3 separate regions of the Homo sapiens genome follow, and all the other regions are linked to region 3. A link is an interaction called in ENCODE POLR2A ChIA-PET data of the cell type or tissue named here. Cell type or tissue: MCF 10A. All regions are shown on one strand. Links, peaks and the distances in the headings refer to the core of each region. The heading gives the core; the rest is flanking DNA. Region 1 holds the start of MIR1244-1 (microRNA 1244-1). Region 2 has its middle 35 kb from the start of PTMA. Region 3 holds the start of LOC105373928 (a long non-coding RNA gene).

Region 1 (6,469 bases), core at 776-5,775, 100 kb before region 3:
CTGGCTGGTTCTGCCCATGCCTCCATGGGCCTGGGGTACAGGGAGGACAAGCAGCGACACAGCAAAACTGAGCACACTTGCATCAAGGAGATGGGCTGCTGAGCAGACAGGTTGGGCATAGCGGGGGGCCAGGCCTGTGAGGCCCAGCCAGACTGAAGCAGGCCCCAAATAACACGGGGCCCAGGGATTCCACCCTCATGAAGCAGCTCCCACCAGGAGGGGACCACGCAGCAGCCAGCGCCCTGAGGCAGGCAGGGCTGGCCTGTATCTAGGACACAGGCATCCAACCCGCAGGCTTGGTAGAGGCAGGGTAGGCAGCAGGGCCCTGGAGGGACTGAGATCTGGGAGGAGTTAGGAAGGGCCAGAGGCTGAGGATCCTGACCCCAGGGCTTGTGATAGCAGTAGAGGAGAAGCAGTACTGATTCCTGGGGCTGTGTAGCCAACAGCCAAGATAAAGCCAGGAAGTAGAGCTGGGAGCCCCTGACTCCCCGCCCCCCATTCTAGTGACTGAGTCATTCTAGTCATTCTAGTGAACACCCCCCATTCAAACTCTCCTAGTTTGTACTCAGGGCAGCAGTCCCAGTGAGGGTGTGTGGAGTCCAGTGAAGGAGTGTGGAGTCCAGTGAGGGAGCGTGGAGTCCAGTGAGGGTCTGTAGAGTCCAGTGAGAATGTGTGGAGTCCACTGAGGATGTGTGGAGTCCAGTGAAGATGTGTGGAGTCCAGTGAGTAAGGGTGCGTGGAGTCCAGTGAGGGTGCGTGGAGTCCAGTGAGTGAGGGTGCGTGGAGTCCAGTGAGTGAGGGAGCAGGGAGTCCAGTGAGAGAGTGTGGAGTCTGCTGAGGCAGTATGGAGTCCAGTGAGTGAGGGTGCATGGAGTCCAGTGAGGGTGCATGGAGTCCAGTGAGGGTGCATGGAGTCCAGTGAGGGTGCGTGGAGTCCAGTGAGGGTGTGTGTGGCCACAGGGAAGCCCAAGACCGTGGAAGAGTGGACCCCTGCTTCCAGCTTTGGTTCCACGTAAAGGACTCAGTCCTTGGGAGAGGGCATCAGTTGCCCAGAAGGAAGGTCTGGGAAATGACCACTGACTGTCACATCTGACTGGGGTTCCAGCAACAGAGAGGGAGAAAGGTCTTGTTGCGGGAGTCAGGTGGAGGGTGACTGGCGTTGCCTACCTTGGGACCAGGGCCCACTGAAGGGTCTTTCCTGGACAGAATTCAGCGGCACGCTTTACAGTTCCTCTGTGTCCACCAGGGGGCGCCCATTCCTTGATAATCTTTTAACCTGGGCTCCAGTGGGAGGTCATTCGGGGACTTTGGGAGTGGTATCAAGGTGACTCTGGGCCCTGAGGTATATCCTCAGGCAGTGGTTAATTGTGTGCTAGGCTCAGGACTAGGGGTAAGTGTGTTCTGCTAGAACCAGCAAATGCTGTTCCAGGCCAAACCTTTGGTGGGATGAGGCAGCTCAGACAGCAGAGGCAGTAAGCTCTGCTGATATGGGTGTCTCAGGGGGACCCTAGCAAGGCAGCCCTGGGCCCTGGCTCATGCCTCATCCTATTGTTCCCATTTTGCAGAGGAGGGGATTGAAGCCCACAAGGTTCAGTTACTTGCCTCATGCTAACATGCCTGCCGTGTCTGTGTGCGGACCAGGGCACAGCTTCTCCCCTTTCAGGGGCCTTGCGGTAGTGGTCCCGAGCAGGACTGCAGCCTGAGGGAGCTGGGTTAGATCTGCTCTCAGCTCCAAGCGCTACCTGCCCTGTGTGGCCTTCCTTCACGGCCTTCGCCTGCACTCCTGCCTTAGAGACACCCTCCTGGGCGCCGAGCTTGGGAACACTGCAGTACTGAGTCGCCTTGGGCGGCAGAACAGAGAGGAGCCAGCGTTTTGGCTCCAGACCCTCCCTTTCTTCCCTGGATGAGCCAGGATGCAGATACCCAGGCTGTGCAGGGGGTGTGGGGTAGATACAGGTCAGAGGGTCCCTCCTACCAAGGCCTCAACCTGCCCCCGATCCTGGTGGCAGCTGCCTGGGGACATGCTGAACAAGCGGCCTGAGCAGCCCCATGAGAGTGACTAAGCTCCAGCCAGAGAAGGGAAAGGTCCCCCCAGAACTCTGGTGCCTGGTGTGAAACACAAAGGTCGGGGGGGCATGGAATGGGGTGGACACGGTGTCAAGGGGCAGGTAGAGGGAACTGGTCTCTCTTGCTCTCTTCAATGCACACATTTCCCTCCTTCCCAGCATCTCCCCTTAACCCAGGCCAGGCCTCTGCAGACACTTCAGTCTGCTCCTGGGAGTTTTCCTGCAGATACCACTGGATGGCTTCCTCAGGTCCTACCTGGGCAACAGGCCCACTAGCAGTGCCTATACCGGCCCCTGCCCCTGCAGCTCTCATTGGAGGATCCCAGAAGGTTCTAGGTGAGCTCTAATCCTTACCTCCACCTCTGAGGGCACGAGCTGGTGGCACTTCCTCCAGTTGGCTATCCTGACCCACTGCTCACAGCCCGTGTATGAATATCCAAACGGCACAGTAACTTCTCCAACTGTGTTCAAGGGGCAGGGTGGGCCTGCCCAACTAACCTAAGGGACCTGGAGACCAAAGGTTGGATGACTGCCAGGCTGCACCAGTGCCAAACCAAAACCCCGGCATTCTAAGAGGCCGGGGGGTACCACGTGCCACCAGCAGGGGGAGCCACGTCATGGAGCTAAACCTGTGAGGCCTGCAGAGGCAGCCACCACTTGGACGCTCATCCTGGGAGGCTTGGCAAGTTCCCTCTTGGCCTATACCACCAGCACCCTGCGCTCCACATAATGGCAGTCCCGTGTGGCCCGTTTCCAGTGTCTAGGACTGCAAACCCCCACCCCCAGGGCACCAGGGTCCCCATGTGGCACCCAGTGATGAAGTCCTCCTCCCCAGTTAAGGCTTCTTGGGGCAATCACTGACTGCCCCAGTGAGCAGCCCCCCCAGCCAACTGCAGCTCAGTCCCTGCCCACCCACCAGACTCTGCTGCCCATCACAGGACACATCCAACTGCCTCCCAAAATGTCAACCCACTGTCCCCAGGATCCTCCCCCTCCTATCCTTGTGCCCTGGAAGGTCTGAAGAAACTGAAACAGAAAAACCAGGCTTGAGACAGCTTTGTTAGAACAACTCAGCAAAATAAAATTCCTGTTTATTGTTGGACAACATTGTTTCACACATACATCAAACAGGCCAAAAAAAATAAACAGCAACTTCATAGACAAAAAAGGAAAAAAAAAGAAACCTTTTATCTTTGGCCTTTTTAACCATCTCATACAAACCAACTACTTATAGTACAGCTAAGTACATACACAAAAAAGTTACTGGAATGCTCGGAATAAGATTGTTTTTCTGTTGTCATTTTTGCTTTTTTTACAAGGTTTTTTTTCTCCTTTGAGATTATAATGAACATGGTCACACCACAAGTAAAGTCAGAAGTAGGACAGAGAACGCTCCGAAGGCTGGTTTGGTCATCCGAGATCATTAAAAATGGCTGACCCTAACAATATGTACAAAAATATAAAATGTAAATAAAAAATACAAACAAATTTCCTTTTTAAAGTACTTTTAAGAAAAAAAGCAGGGCCTTGGAAGTTTTGGTTCTTTTTTCCTCCCCTGTTGCAAATTCTCATGGTTTGGGTTGGGTGGTGGAGAGCGCGTGTCATCTGCGGGTGGCACTGCCCACGGTGGGCGGGCGGGCCTCTCTACTCGAAGGTGACCACGTTTAGATTCTGAGACGGGAAGTGGAGGGTGAATAGGTCACGGCGGCCTTTTTTTTTTTAGTTTAACTTTTCCTTTTTTGCTGTCTAGTCATCCTCGTCGGTCTTCTGCTTCTTGGTATCGACATCGTCATCCTAAGCAGAGAAAGACTGTCAAAGGCCCCTCCAACCCCAGGAGCCCTATCCAGCCCACTGCCTCAGCTCCTGCTGGCAGAGCAAGAACCAGGGACCCCCAGCTCCACAGCCCAAGGCCTCTGGGAAGTTGAGCCCAGCCCTGTTTCCTTCCTGTTCTTAAGATTCAGGACCACACAGTGGCCACCTACAAAGTCAGAAACAGTCCCTCCGCAGCTTGAGCACCTCAGCTAAAGGCAGGTGGGGAGACCCAGATGCCAAACCCCCCTTCTTCTCAAGCCAGAACCCACCTCATCATCTTCAGCTGCCCGCTTGCCCGTAGCTGACTCAGCTTCCTCATCTTCATCTCCATCCTCTTCCTCACCTGGAGAGAATCAAAGGCCAGGTAAACCACACTTCCCTCCTACTGTGGCTCCTGGGGAAATCCCGAGGAACATGTAGTGGACTGCAAGGTCCCTGCCCTGCCTCTACTGCCTGCAACTGGGCCCAATCAGGGCACCCACGCCCACTACACAGGTGGGACTCTCCAGAGGAGAGAGGCCCAAGCAGCTGCACCCCAAAAGGCCAGCCCAATAGATCAGTGGCTTTCAGAGCTGCACGAAAGAAACTTTCAGGTGTGCGAGTGAGTGTGAGTGGGCATGGGCACAACTCCATGTCAGGGAGACCTTCCCTGACTCTACAGGTGGGTGCCCAGGGCCATGTGGTCCACTGGCCCCAAGTACCATTGTCCCACTCCCAGGAGCCCCAATTCCTTCCTTCCCCTTCTGCCAGACAAGGCCAGGAAAAAGTACCTGAAAAGGGGAAGATAGACAAGGCTACTCACCATCACCTTCTTCTTCCTCCTCCTCTTCCTCCCCACCTTCTTCCTCTTCTTCGTCTACCTCATTGTCAGCCTCCTGCTCCCCATTTTCCTCATTCTCCTCGACAGAAAACAGGCCATGTCATTACCAGCTGGCCCCAGGCTGGACAGAGCGTTGCTCCTGATGCCCGGCCTCCCACCAGAGGCTGGCGGCTGCATCTACAGCCCAGCCAAGCCAAGCCCACCCCAGAGACCCTTCTCCAGTCAACACCCTCCAGGCTCCATCATGAAACCTGCACATTAACTGCCCCAGGACAAGGGCTTTTCCCCACCCTGGGCCAAGCCCAAACTCAGACTACCGGAGTCTCCTCTGAACCTATTCTTGTTCAGGCGCTGCTCGAAAGGTTTTTATAAATATTTAACTAGCAATAATCGCGCCTCGGGTAAAGCTCATTGGCTACGATACTGCCACTGTGCAAAGCTATACATATACACATACACACACATATATAGGTATGTTTAAAGTAGAACAGGAAAAATTTTGTGGGGCGGTAGCTGCCAGGGCTCAGGAGCAAAGCAGACACTCACAGCATTCCCGTTAGCAGGGGCGTCTCTTCCATTTTCTGCCTCTTCCACAACTTCCTTCTTCTCCTTTAAGTCCTTCAAAAGGGAAGAAGGAACCAGTAACCAGTAAGTCTTCTGAGCAACCCAGGGTAAGCAAAGGCGCTGAGAACTACTGGTCTGTACGGCTGTTCTGTCCGTCCCAAATTAAGAGTCGCATGTTGAGAAAGGCCTGATGCCCCTGCGGTCCCTCTCCCACTGGTCTGGTGGAAGGAAGGCCGGCGGGGGGCATCTGTGATCAAGGTTTCCCATCCTTTAAGGCCCGCTACAGCGGCCCCGGTGGCGGTTCCCACTGCCCCCTGGCGCTTCCCAGGAAAAAGGAGCCATGTGGCGCCACAGCCCCCAGCCCGTCCGGCCGGGTGGACGAGCCCCGGACACTCACGCCCATCAGCCTGCTTCCAAGTGCAAAGAGCCCGCCCCTCGAGCCGTCTAGAAAGGCGGCAGGTTATGTTCCAAAAATAAATAAGGCAAAGAGAGAGGGGCCTGCGCTCGGGGAGAGCCCCACAGGCGCGCCAGCCTGGAAGGCCCGCGAGGCCGCACCGCCCCGGCCAGGACAGGTATCTAAAAAAGCCAAAGCACACCGACCCCCCAAATCCGACCGCTGTTCCTAGAGGCCGCAAACCGCTGCTTGGCGGTGCCCCAGGCCGGGGCCTGCCGCCGGAGCCACCAACTCCCGGCCTCCCCGCGGCGGCTAGGGATCCCGACAGCACCTCGGGGGTGGGACTCCGCCCGGGATCCAAAAGGCAGCGCGGCCCCGGGCGCCCGGTAACTTTTTCCACACGACACGGCCACCAATACCAACAGAGGTCCGGCGTCCGGGCCTGCGGGAACCCCTCGGCCGCTGTCCGGCGAGCGGCTCCGGGCCACCTGTCGGCCCTCTCAGTCCGGCCCGCCCCGCTCCGCTCCGCGGACCCCGGCTCCGCCCGCTCTCGCCCCCTGGCGGCCGAAGCCCCGGGGAGCAGTGGGGGCAGGGAGGTCGCGGCGCGCAGGCGCGCATCCCCCGCCCGGCGGGCTTTGCGCGCGGGCCTCGGCACGCACCGCGCGCAGGGAGCACGTGGCCCGGGGCCGCCGAGTGCGTCCCTTGCCTTGGAGACTCCCGGCCGGCAGGCAGAGCTTGCAGTGGCACGCGCGCGGGTCGCGCGTCGGTCGGCCGGGCTCTCGACTCGACGCCCCACTGCCGCCACCCCGGCAG
Region 2 (6,469 bases), core at 607-5,606, 62 kb before region 3:
AGGGAGCTGAGGCAGGAGGATTGCTTGAACTCGGGAGGTGGAGGTTGCAGTGAGCCGAGATCTCACCATTGCACTCCAGCCTGGGTGACAGAGCAAGACTCTGTCTCAAAAAAAAAAAATATATATATATATATATATATAAATAAATAAATAAATAAAATGGAAGGACAGAAGACAGAAGGCAGGCGGGGCCCCAGAAGGTGGGTGGCAGCCACCTGAGGACAGAGTCTGCAGCCCAGGGGCCGGATCCCAGGGCTTAGGCCCTGCGTGTCTGTGGGACTGCAGGGATTTTCAGCTCCTGAGCCAGCTCCTCCTTTCTTCCCCTTCTCTCTGAGACCCCCTTTCATGTGCGTGTGTTTGTCTGTATTGTGTGTGCGTGTGTCTGTGTCTCTCTGTGTGTGTCGTGTGTGTGCTTGTCATTGTGAGCTGAACTGTGTGACCAAGAGGCCAGGTGTTCAACTGTGTCTGCACAGATGGTGGCAGCAGGTTTTGTCTTTGGAAGATGTATATGTGGGTGGAGCCGTGTGTGATTGAACCCACATTCATGGATGTGTTCCCTGCTTGTGCATGGCTGTCACCAGGAACCTGTCTGGGTCTGAGAATGCTGGAGCTCAGCCTGCCAGTAAGCCGAGAGTGGGCCACAACCTGTCACTGGAACTTTCTGGATCTTGGTTCACTCAATGGTGTCTAGGTGCCTGTGGTCTAGAAGGACCAGTACCCAAGCCCTGAGTCTTGTACACATCTTGCTGTTGGCAGGTATCAGGGCCCCTGGGTGCCTGTGTGTGCTGTTTTTGGGGGAAGCTGGGTCCTGCCTTCCTGTTTCTCATGTGTATGCATTCCCTGTGTTCCAGCTGCAATTGCGGAGCGCCTGCTGTGCATGCTTCTGGGGTAAGAAGGCGTTGCACATCCTCGTTGATGAGCATCTCACGAGTATACTCGTGGCTCTCTAGTTACTTGGCCAAGTCATCTTCCTGTGCACAGGCAGGCTTGCATAAGAGCAAAGAGCTAAAGGCCGGACATGGTGGCTCACGCCTGTAATCCCAGCACTTTGGGAGGCCGAGGCGGGCAGATCACGAGGTCAGGAGATCGAGACCATCGTGGCTAACACAGTGAAACCCCGTCTCTACTAAAAATAACAAAAAAATTAGCCAGGCACGGTGGCGGGTGCCTGTAGTCCCAGCTACTCGGGAGGCTGTGGCAGGAGAATGGCGTGAACCGGGGAGGCGGAGCTTGCAGTGAGCCAAGATTGCGCCACTGCACTCCAGCCTGGGCGACACAGCGAGACTCCATCTCAAAAAAAAAAAAAAGAGCAAAGAGCTGGGAGGCAGACATATTTGAGTTCAAGTTCAGGCTTTGTCTAGCTGTGTGATTCTAGACAAAGGATTTAACTTCAGCCTCAGTTTCCTCATCTGCTAAATGGGGAGAATCAGAGTGCCTAACTCCTAGGCTGTTGTGAGAAGTAAATGAGACGAGGGATGGAAAGCCTTGAGCATGGTGACAGGCACACAGAGGCATGTTATACATGATAGTGGTTACTGGTGCATTTCTGGCTTCGAGCTGGGCCTCTGGGCTGTTTCCTGTCCCCATATCTCTGTGTCCTGTGACCCATGACACATGGCAGAGTGTGTCATTCTAAACCCTGCCACAGCTTTAGAATGGCTGCAAGCAGTTCCCCCACAGCCTGCTAAGAATACTTTACAACACCTGGGCTGCAAAGCCGCTGGCTTCCTACAGACGCAAATCCACATACAGGTGGCCTGATTTTCCAAATCCCAAGTCAGAACACCTGGTCCGACCAGGGAGCTGTATTTATGGGGCGGAAGGGGCGAGCTGTTTGCAGTGAGTCTTTGCCGGACTCCCCCGTTTCTGGCCTTCGTGCATTTGGCCACCTGGGGGAGCCCCTGTGCCCTTCAGTCGGAGGGTAGAGGGGCCGTGTGGGAGGGGAGGGGTGCCAGGAGTCCAGAGGGGTTTGCAGGCTGACGGGGCATCCTTCTGGAGCCAGGCCAGGAGTTAACCCATCTGCTGCCAGCCCCCAGCCCTCACGTCCCAGGGCTCTGGGTGGAGATGCCCAGGGTGGGGTAAGGTCGAGGGGATTCGTCCTCCTTGAGACCAGTGGCAGCAGACAGAACACGGTGTTCCGTACAAATGGTCGAGGCCCTCAAAACGCGCCTGCCCCTTGCTTGGAAGAGTAATGCGCTGAGCTGTGTGGGAATGTGTGTGGCTGCTTGGGTCACTGGGACTCCCAGATCAGCCCAAATGCCTGAGGACTTATGAAGCCCTCTGCAAACCTCTCACTGTGGCTGAAAGCACTGGTGCCAGAGTCCATTGGGCAAATCTCAGCCCCCTGGGTGTGCAGCAGCTGCCTGGATGTGTGCCTCTAAGTCCTCACAGGACCCAGAGGCCAATTCCACGTTACCAACCTCACTTTATGCCTGAGGAAACCAAGGCCATCCAGCTGGTACACAGTGAGGCCTCTTTGCACCCAGGGTGCCCTATGCCAGCCTTTGTTCCCAGCCTCCCCACTTCCACTCTCAGAGGGAAGGCAGAAAGAAGGCCCAGGCAGAAAGAAGGGCCTGTGGTGAGGACAGGAGGGCAGAGAGGCAGGCCTGGAGAAACGGGCACCCATGGGGCGGAGAAGAGGAGGGCTCAAAAGACGTGGATGTGGAGCCAGGTAGGTGGGGTTGGCTGGACCAGACTCTGCAGAAGATCCTGGGAGCAGCCGCAGGAGGCCAGCTGCTGAGGAATGAGGAAGGGAGAAGGAGGGGCAGATGGGGTGTGGACATCTCTTTCAAGAAGGAGGCTGCGGGGCCGTGCTTGGTGGCTCACGCCTGTAATCCCAGCACTTTGGGAGGCCGAGGCGGGCGGATCACTTGAGGTCAGGAGTTTGGGACCAGCCTGGCCAACACAGTGAAACTCGGGAAACCCATCTCTACTAAAAATATCAAAAAATTAGCTGGGTGTGGTGGTGGGCGCCTGTAATCCCAGCTACTTGGAGGCTGAGGCAGGAGAATCGCTTCAATCCAGGAAGAGGAGGTTGCAGTGAGCCGAGATCTTGCCACCGCACTCCAGCCTAGGCAACAGAGCAAAACTCCATCTGGAAGGAGAAGGAAAAAATATATATATATATATATGGAGGCTGTGAAGTCAGGGAAGCAGGAGGGAGGTGGGCTAGAGTACCCTGTGTGAACACAAGACCGACCTGGAGGAAGCCAACAGGACGGACAAATACAGTCAAGGGCCAGCACTGTGGTGGAGCCTGGCTGGGAGGGGTCAGACACACCTCCGTTTCCTCACTGAGGACTGGGATTGGGAGCTGTTTGCCGGTGAGAGGCAGGAAGTGGGATGCCCTGGCGTGGGGGGCGGGCCCTCTTTTCCCTGGGGGATGGGAGGAGAAGGAGCCTAAGAGGATGGGTGGGGAAGGGGAGGGAGCAGGGATTCCCCAGTGGCCCAGGGTTGGGGGGCCTTGGAAGTGAGAGCTCTGTGGGGGCTTCAGTCCCCAGAGTCAGTGCCTCAGGAGGGGCCATGCCTTTCAGGGACCAGGTTCTGGGGTCCCAAGGATGGGCCGGACCTTCTAGACCCGGCCTCCCAGATCTGAGTCTCCTCCCCCAAACGCCTCCTTCCTCCGAGGCTCTGACCAAGCTCTTAGGGGAGATTTCAAGGACCCTCCAGAACCAGGGCTCACTGATTTGGTGGAAAACAAGGTCTGCCGTGAAATCAGAACGTCGGTCCCTGCCCAGGGCTTTCAGACCTCCCCCAGTATGGAAAGAGAAAGGGCTTTCAGACTGTCGGGTGGGGCCCGGGCTAGGGTGATTTTGGCGCCTCCAGCAGGCCGGAGGGAAGCAGCTTGCGGGTGGGCCCTCCCTCCAGATCTGCCCTCAGGCCAGGCCCCTCCCTTTCAGGCCTCCTGTTTCTCCTGTGCCTCTCCCTGAACATTCCCAGGTTCACCTGAGCCTCACTGTGTGCAGGGGGTGCTCTGGACCCATCTCATTCCATTCAGCCCTGAGCCAGGTGCCCCTGCCATGCACTCCTGGGGGAGCTGGGCCTGAGGGCGGCCCTGCCTGCTGATACTGGGAAGCCCCTCCCTGGCCCAGCCCTGGGACAGATGGCCCACTGCCCGCACTGTGTGCTCCTCAGTAAACCCCCGTGGGGGCCCCTCGTCTCCTCCTTGTGGCCTCCCCAGTCTCCCCGTCACATTCGGAGAAGCAGTGAGCTGAAAGAGACAACATCTGGGACTCCCCAGGGTCCCCGTGGCCCAGCTGTCTGCCACCCGCAGCCTCAGGGGACTGCTACCCACCCAGTGCTGGCGTCACCCTGCCCAGCATCCTTTGAGGCAGGGTCCCAAGCTTAGTTCCCTCCTGGCCCAGGATCTTTCAGGCAAGAAAGAGCTATGTGGATGGCCGGGTGCAGTGGCTCATGGCTGTAATCCCTGCACTTTAGGGGGCCTAGGTGGGTGGATCACCTGAGGTCAGGAGTTCAAGACCATCCTGGCCAACATGATTAAACCCCGTCTCTACTAAAAATACAAAAAATTAGCTGGGCAAAAAAAAAGAGCTATGTGGGCCTGGCTTACCACCCTGCAGTGGTCCCTGTTATGAAGGCGGGGGAGGGGTTCCCAGCCAGCTCCTCAAAGGTCTGCCCACATCAGCCCCTAGACACACAGGGCCACCTCAGCCCCAGACTGAAAGTCTGCCCTGAGCCTGGGGAAACAGACATCACTGATGGTCTGTGGGATGACTCCACTTGGGACAGGAGTGATTTCAGGAAAGGCAGAATGCTATGAATTCCCTCGGGCGGAGACCGAGGGCTCGCGGCTCCGAAGAGAAAGGGCCGTCTGCTCAGCTGGGTCCTGCCCCAGAGGTTAGCGCTGCTGTGCTCCATCAGGTGCCCAGCCCACTCCTCTCTTGAGGACACCCAGGGACCAGGCCATGCGCGCTCTTTTCGGCATCTGGGTGTGGCTGGCCCTTGTCAGGAGAGAAGGAACAAACAACTGAGTGATTTGCATACGGGGCCATGTTTGCATTTTGCACCCAGGCTCTGGTCCTGACCTCTGGTCCTGCCCACTCAGCTCAGCCGGCTCAGGTGGCTCACGCTCTCACAGGCAGAAAAATTACATGCTGGCTGGCAGAGCTGGGACTGAGCACTGGGGGCCGGCTGGCAGAGTGAACTGCCCCAGGCTCTCTAGCCAGTGAGCGCCGGTGGGCTCTGTCCTGGAACCCCAGGGCTCTTTCAGAGTACACAGCCTGCCTTGGACGGGACTGCAGGTGTGTTCCAGGGGGATCCCTGAGGCCTGGGGAGGTAGCCAGAGGGCTTAGCCTAGGAGGCAGTTCCTCAGACCAGCCACTGTTGCAAAGCCACACTTCCTGCAGGAAGGAGGGTGAGGTGGGCGCAGCCTCTGCTTGGAGTCAGCAGTGCAGGTCTGGGTGTGGGGCCAACTCTCCTTGGCACATCTGGGCAGGCGCTTTCTCAGGCCCGACCAGCCCTTGTGGCATGGGAGCCGAGCTGGTGTCCTCCTGGAGCTGGGCTCAACCGGCCACCTTCTGCTGGGACACAGCTGGTGTCTGCTGACCTGACAGGTCTTGGGAGCCTTTGGGCAGTAACGCCTCCCCCTCTGGGGCCTCTCTCCTGAGTCTTCCTTTCCTTTTCAGGGTGGGGCAAATTTTATTTTCCTTTGGCTTCCCTGCACCAACAGGGGTTTCCTCTCTGTCACAATGATCCCCAGTGGGACTCAGCAGGGAGCAATGGCCCTGACCCACCCCATCCCCTCCCATTCCCCCCCACCCAACCCTGCCTGAGCCTCTGTGGCCACCAGGTGGCCTGTTGAGGGACGGTGCCACAAAACCCCTTCAGGGGAGGAAAACCTCTCTGGTTTTCCAGAGGCCCCAGTTCCTTCCTGGGATAGTCTGGATCTCACTCCTTCTGCCTTTGGACTACAAGTTCAGATCCAGCCTGGTCTTAGCCAGAGCCTCCTCCCTGCCCTTCATCAAATCTGCAACCTGTGTGGCCGGGCGTGGTGGCTCACGCCTGTAATCCCAGCACTTTGGAAAGCCAAGGCAGGTGGATCACCTGAGGTCAGGAGTTCAAGACCAGCCTGGCCAACATGGTGAAACCCTGTCTCTACTAAAACTACAAACATTAGCCGGGCGTGGTGGCGGGCACCTGTAATTCCAGCTACTTGGGAGGCTCAGGCAGGAGAATCGCTTGAACCCGGGAGGCAGAGGTTGCAGTGAGCCAAGATTGCACCACTGCACTCCAGCCTGGGCAACAAGAGTGAAACTCCATCTCAAAAAAAAAAAAAAAGACCTGCAACCTGTGGGCTGGGGTGAGAGGGATGAGTTTGACCTGGCCCCTCACGGCAGAGGGGACCAGGACCCCCCAGCGTCCCAGGTGCCATATGAAGTCTGCCAGCCACCAGCCTGTGGCAGTTCCCCACCTCCTAGCCCTTGGGAGTCAGTCAGCAAACACTTATTAA
Region 3 (6,469 bases), core at 431-5,430:
TCACTCTCAAATAATCCCCCCACAACTCCCTCACCCCGCCCTGCTCCTTTCTCCAAGGCCTCTCTTCGGTTTATCTCCACTTCCTTACTGACAGCGGGAAGGGGGTTAAGGGAGCACGTAGTCGTCCCCCAGCCGTGTCGCTTTCCGCCCCCGGTTGAGCCCACTTTCCCGTGGAGGGGGGAGGTGTTTCCGCCCGGGAGCTGCTGCGCGCGGTGATCACACGGAGGTCTCCCGGGCGCGCCGGGCCACGTGCGTGCGCGCGCGCGCGCGGGTTCCCCCTCCTTGGTGGACCAGGCCTCCCAGGGCCCCTACTGCCCCATCTGCCCCTTGGTGAAAACGTGAAGCCTTTTGCAACTGCGAAGCAGAGGAGACCTCTGTCCTTTCCAACGTACAGCCCCAGGGAAGGACTCAGGGCGCGGGCAGCGCCTTCGCGAGATGCCGAAGCGCGCGGGCCCGGTGACCGTCAACTTTGCGCACAAATGTGGGGCTGGGAGGACGCAGGTCCTGGAGGCGGGGACAGTGGACAGAGCAGCGCGTCTGGAGAGAGGGCTAGGATCCCTGAAACAGGACTCGGGGGCAGCCGGGGCAGGGGAGGCTGGGGGCGGGGAGGCGGCTCGCCAGTGCTCCAATTGAGCCCTGGAAAATCCCAGGCGCGCAGGGAGAGGCGGGCCGCTTCGCGGGCAGGCCGGGGACGGCGGGAACAAAGGCGGCCCGAGGCCGGATGCAGTCATGGAAAAACCCATCGGGGCGCCTGGGTGGGGGCGGCGCGCTCCCGGCAGACTCGCCGCCCTAGCAGGCCGGCCCGGGCGGGGCTGCTCTCGGCCCCCGCCCCGGAGCGCGCCTCGCGGAGCAGAAAAAATCCCTGGCGGGGAGGGGGCGCTGGTCTCCGGGACTGGGAACCAGAAGCTCCCACGTTCCAGATGCCGCGCACCGCGTGCTGTCGGCCGCGAGGGGCGAGCGGCCCGGGCTGGTACCCGCGGAGCACACCCGGGGCTGCACACGGCCACCTGGTTGACTAGGGGAGGCCGGCATCTCGGGGGCGCGCACAGAGCCAGGCGCGGACGCCTGTGCCGAGTTGCGTCTGGCCGCCACCGGCTCCTGCACACACATGATCACTTGCACGCACGTGCGCCCACACACGCGAGCTGCCTACAGCTCTCAGGGCAGAGGGAAGGAAACGGTTGGACAGAGGGGGCCGAAATAGATGTTCGTTAGGGCGGGTCCCTGGGGCTAGATACAGAACCTCAAGCTGGGGGCGGGGGGCCTTTGAAGAAGCTACGGTTAGGCCCGCCCCCCATTTTACAGGTGCAGGGACTGGGCCTCCCCGGCGGACGTGCCCAGGTCCCGCCCCAGGGTTAGAATTTCCCTCCGGTGAAGGACGCTGCCGGCCCAGATCCTGGTGCTGTAAACCTGGCTGGAGCCGGGGAGGCAGCACGACGGGTTTTTTCTATAGAAAAGGAAAGTGTTGGCTCAGGTTGGACCCAGTGACTCGAGGCCTTTTCCAGTTCTGACTTTTTATGAAGAAGGAACTGGGCCCAGAGGCCATAAAAGGAGTTGGTAGGAGCTGAGAGAAAACCTTGGTGCCTGTTTTGGCCTCAACCACAGGCTCTTCCTGGTTCAAATGTCCCATTGTTTATTCGTGCTGCTGCCTACCGTGGGGTGTCGAGGAGCAAAGCCTGACCCCGCGGGGTCCCTGGGGTGGGGAAGGGATGTCAAGCAGGACAGGGCTGCAGAGGGGGCTCCCGGCTCTGCCCAGATGGGGAGGGTGTGGGATGGGTGGCTGATGGGGGTCCCTGGAAAACAATGAAGCAGGTGCCCAGGCTTCCAGAAAGTTCAGGTTGGAGAAGGGGCAGCTGGAATTGTTGCTGGAACACAGTGGGGGAATAGGTTGTGGTGTTGGCCACGACTCAGAACATAGGATCAACGGGGGGCGGGGGGGGAGACCCCGCTAGGCAACAGGGCCAAATGAGCTAGCATTTGCTTGTGGTCCCATTAGGAACTGACCTTGGAAGCAAATGACGCAGCGCTGCCTGTCCCTAGCCTCTTGATCTTACCCAACATCTTTGGGCCTCAAATTCCTCATCTGTAAAATGGGAGCAGGCACTCCTCCACAGGGCTGGTTTGGGAATTGAAAATGGGTATATGTAGGTTTCCGTCCCCCCTTCCCTTCTCCCTCCCAGTGGGGCAGGGACGAACTCCCACCTCCACTCAGCATCTCCCGCGTTTTTGCCACTTTTCAAAGTCTCTGGTGCCTGCTCCCCGGGACTCCTTCCAAGGCCTGGTTTCTCGCGAGCAGGTTGTTGGGGGGGTGGTGGGGGGTAGGTTCAGTAAGAGGAAGGCTGGGGGAGCGGCGCCCCCTGGTGGCCAGTTGCAGGAGAGCCTGGACGGGCCCTGGGGACAAGTCCAGGCTAACCTGGTTAGTGCCGGATGGCGTCTGGCACGTGAGAACCTCCCAGGGGCTGACCATGGGGCTCCACTCAGGGAGGCTTCCCTTCTGACTCACTTTCCCCGTTGAGTAAGCAGAGAGAATGCTGGTTCCCCACAGCAGCGTTTCCTCTGCCTTCTCATGGCCCAGCTTCTTTGGCCTCAACAAAGAAGGAACTGTTGAGGCCAAAGTTCCTGCCCAGGAGGAATGAAGGAACCTGTTATTTATACTGTGCCTTGCAGTTTCCAAAGCCCTTCGACGCACATTACTTGTCCTGAGGTGCGCTGCGGCGCTAGACGGAGAGAGGATCCTGGTTCAGACCAGGGCTCCAGCCCCAGGGGTTAGTTGGGATTCTGCCTCCTCCAGCTGTGTAACCAGGGTGACCTTCAAAACATTGACTAACCAGTAGGACAGGCATCGGCCAATCAGAACAGACCCTGCCACAAACACTAGGTTTAGCCAAATGCCTGTGTCCTGGCCGAAGAGTCTGGAATAACCCCCACCGCACAGGGCCTCAATTTCTCCATCTGCAGTATGGGATAGTGCCGGTACTAGCTCCACCTCATAGGGCTTTAGATAAGTTCATGCACGGAAGGGATTTGCAAACCAGGGACTGGCCCACAGATAACATCCCAGGAAGCACCAGCTTTGTTACTTGTCCTGCCTCCTCTCTGCCAGAGGTGAGTCACAGACTTAGTGACTCAGGGTGGCTGCCACTTTTGAGGGAGTCTCCCCAACTGAGTCCTCTGTGTGCAGCTGAGCTCACCTCCTGCTCCCTCAGGACCTCCTTCTTGGGAGCAGCCTCACCTATCCTGAGGCATCCATAAACCCCTGTGGCTGAAAGTTTTCTCTCTGACTCTGGTCCTGATCCTCCCCATGCCTCAGACCTCCCCTCTCTGCTGTCCCCTGAAGCCCCCCTCTCCACCCCACCCCAGCCAGACACTTCCCACAGCACGTCTCTCCCAGAGCCTGCCTGCCCTCAGCCCACCTCCTAGCCTAGAAGCCCAGAGCCATCCTGCCCCAGCCTCTCTCTGCCCCAGGGCAGCTGCTTCCCCCTCTCTGAGCTCCAAGGCACCTCTCAATGTCTTGCCCCTATTACACCAACCTCCCATCTGCCCGCAGCCTCTGGCCATGCCCCTGTCCTTGTCTCTGGTGCACCCGCTGGATTTATCTCCCTAAAACACAGGCTGCAGTACTCCCCGTCTCAAAAGCCTTCAGTGCCCCCTCCTGGCCTTCCCAATCCAGCCCGCACTTTATTCGTCATCACAGTTACCATTTACTGAGCGCTCCCCACCTTTCTCCTGTACCAAGCGTTTTATATGTGTTATCTCATTTAATCTTCCTGCCCCCCCAACAGCTGGCACATCTATTATTATCCCCACTTTGTAGAGGCTCAGAGAGTTAAGTATGATAACTTGCCCAAGGTCACTCAGCTAGGGGGAGGCAGAGCCAGAATTCAGCCTCACACCACCTAACTCCCCAGTCTTGTTTGGCCATCTGAGGGGCTGCTCTCTGAGAGAGCTTTCTCCTGCCTTTTTTTTTTTTTTTTTTTGAGACTGAGTCTTGCCCTGTCTCCCAGGCTGGAGTGCAGTGGTGCAATTTCAGCTCACTGCAAGCTCCGCCTCCCGGGTTCAATCAATTCTTCTGCTTCAGCCTCCCCAGTAGCTGGGATTACAGGTGCCTGCCACCATGCCCAGCTAATTTTTGTATTTTAGTAGAGACTGGGTTTCACCATGTTGGCCAGGCTGGTCTCCAACTCCTGACCTCAGGTGATCCACCCGCTTCGGCCTCCCAAAGTGTTGGGATTACAGGCGTGAGCCACTGCAACTGGTGTCTCCTGCCTTTCTGGGAATTTCTACCTCCTCATTTTGCTGGCCCCTGGGGCTGGCTGCTTCAGACCACTGGCCCTCCACCCTCACACTTGCCTCCTCCTTCCCAGCCTTGTCTTAGCCTGGAATGTACCTTCTCTTACCTCCAATCAAAATCTTCTTCCATCCCAGCTGGGCTTAAGGGCTGCCTCTCTTTTAACCCCTGCCCACTTCCTGCTGTCTGTTACGGGTTTTTCGGAGGCCCTTGAGTTATTCTGCCCTCTAGAAGTGCTTCTTAAACTTTACCATTCATTAGGATTTCTTGGGGATCTTGTTAAATGGCAGATTCTGATTTAGTAGGCCTGGGTGGGGCCTAGGATTCTCCATTTCCTACAAGCTCCCAGCTGGTGCGGATACTGGTCTGAGGACCACACTTTGAGAAGCAAAACCAGAAGATCAGGCCTAGCAAGGTGGGTCACGCCTGTAATCTCAGCGCTTTGGGAGGCTGAGGTGGGCAGATCACTTGAGGTCAGGAGTTCCAGACCAGCCTGGCCAACATGGTGAAGGCCTGTCTCTACTAAACATACAAAAAACTTAGCCCAGCATGGTGGCGGGCACCTGTAGCCCCAGCTACTCGGGAGGCTGAGGCAGGAGAATCACTTGAACTCGGGACGAAGAGGTTGTAGTGAGCCGAGGTTGTGCTACTGCACTCAAGCCTGGACAACATTCTGTGTAAAAACAAAACAAAACAAAACAAACCCAGAAGATCATAGCTAAAACAGAAGCATCAACTCATCAAATGTTCATTGAATACCTACTCAGAGCAAGGCAGTTGGGGATCCAAACAAGTCCAAGTGCTGGACTCCAGCTCCTAAACAGCAGACAGGATATTGCACAAATGCAGGTTAAAGCTAATGTTCAGCCACGTGCAGTGGTGCGTACCTGTAGTCCCAGCTACTCGGGAGGCTGAGGTGGGAGAATCATCTGAACCCAGGAGTTTGAGTCCAGCCTGGGCAACATGAGACCCAATCTCTAAAAACATCCCCAAAACAAAAAAAAACTAATGGGAAAAAAAACAAAACAAAACCCAAAACCTTACACCCATTCCATAGAACACTTCCAGAAATACTTCCAGAAATGCTCATGTGCCGAACAGCAGGTATTTCATGTGATGAATTCATTTTCTGTCTGACCGCCAGTGATGGCTTGAAACAGGTAAAGATTCCATGCTGGGCGCGGTGGCTCACACCTGTAATCCCAGCACTTTGGGAGGCCGAGGCGGGTGGATCACCTGAGGTTGAGAGTTTGAGACCAGCCTGACCAACATGGAGAAAACCCATCTCTACTAAAAATACAAATTAGCCGGGCATGGTGGCGTATGCCTGTAATCCCAGCTACTCGGGAGGCTGAGGCAGGAGAATCGCTTGAATCAGGAGGCGGAGGTTGCAGTGAGCTGAGGTTGTGCCATTGCACTCCAGCCTGGGCAACAAGTACGAAACTCTGTCTCAAAAAGAAAAAAAAAAAAAAAGATTCCATGACTGCCCTGCTTAGAACCATCTGACGCTCCCACCTCACTGACAATAAAAGCTAGATTCTTCTAGATTCTTCCTCAAGGCCCTGCATCCTCTGGTCCTGCTTCTTTTTTTCTTTTTTTCTTTTTTTTGAGACAGTCTCACTGTGTCACCCAGGGGCATGATCTCGGACCACTCTAACTTCTGCCTTCCAGGTTCAAGTGATTCTCATGACTCAGCCTCCCAAGTAGCTGGGACTACAGGCACACGCCACCATGCCTGGCTAAATTTTTTTTTTGTATTTTTAGTAGAGATGAGGTTTCACCATGTTGGCCAGGCTAGTCTCAAACTCCTGACCTCAAGTGATCTGCCCTCCTTGGCTTCCCAAAGTGCTGGGATTACAAGCATGAGGCAACCTCCCCGGCCCTCTGGTCCTACATCTCACCTCATCTCCCGTCATCAGCTTCACTTTTGTTCCCTTGAATCCAACACCTCAATTTCCTTCCCATCCAAGAGCCTTTGAACTTGCCTGGTTAATGTTCATCTTTCAACTTATCGAGGAACTGGCCTCTGATTCAGACGTGGCTCCTCAGAGAGACCCTTCTTGACCCAGAGGAAGTTTGTTCTAAAGCAGGTGCCCCCAGCCACAATCAGATTCTCTGTTGTATCATTCTGTGGTATGATGTTTAACGTCATCACATTAAATTTTTGGTTGCTTTTTGCCT

The links. ChIA-PET counts read pairs that join two places held together with the same protein. Peaks named below come from ENCODE experiments on the same cell type or tissue, not always from the same donor. Only the 100,000 strongest peaks of a DNase experiment are listed, where the experiment ranks them.
Region 1: POLR2A ChIA-PET joins it to region 3 with 33 read pairs; 29 of 35 experiments call an interaction of 5 or more read pairs at or near these places.
Region 2: POLR2A ChIA-PET joins it to region 3 with 73 read pairs; 29 of 35 experiments call an interaction of 5 or more read pairs at or near these places.

What each region holds. Positions count from the first base shown.
Region 1 is chr2:231,710,195-231,716,663 of GRCh38, reverse strand. PTMA (prothymosin alpha) reads right to left here. Exons shown (of 5, transcript NM_002823.5): 2 at 5,245-5,316; 3 at 4,681-4,774; 4 at 4,148-4,221; 5 at 3,113-3,860. The coding sequence ends at 3,813. It overlaps MIR1244-1 (microRNA 1244-1), which reads right to left and starts at 3,350; the gene lies at 3,266-3,350. It also overlaps the pseudogene LOC124906134. RefSeq lists enhancers at 1,133-1,372, 934-1,463, 1,464-1,993, 2,003-2,162, 3,965-4,465 and 2 more and silencers at 1,651-1,945, 5,511-5,560, 5,861-5,950, 5,991-6,400. In MCF 10A, for the core only: CTCF peaks have their summits at 1,222 (motif pointing right) and 2,657 (motif pointing right); DNase peaks (open chromatin) are centred at 1,263 and 2,673.
Region 2 is chr2:231,670,429-231,676,897 of GRCh38, reverse strand. No RefSeq gene overlaps it. Among named protein-coding and RNA genes, the nearest start is that of PTMA, 35 kb to the left of the region's middle. RefSeq lists enhancers at 1,577-1,826, 1,746-2,040, 3,330-4,052, 4,039-4,088, 4,589-4,638 and 2 more and silencers at 5,629-5,678, 5,739-5,878. In MCF 10A, for the core only: a CTCF peak has its summit at 1,905 (motif pointing right); DNase peaks (open chromatin) are centred at 1,877 and 3,327.
Region 3 is chr2:231,608,619-231,615,087 of GRCh38, reverse strand. It overlaps LOC105373928 (a long non-coding RNA gene), which reads right to left and starts at 3,322. Exons shown (of 2, transcript XR_923987.2): 1 at 2,203-3,322; 2 at 1,503-2,116. RefSeq lists enhancers at 71-716, 717-1,363, 1,730-1,779, 1,790-1,879, 1,364-2,009 and 4 more and a silencer at 520-899. In MCF 10A, for the core only: a CTCF peak has its summit at 2,374 (motif pointing left); DNase peaks (open chromatin) are centred at 687, 1,147, 2,407, 3,107 and 1 weaker place.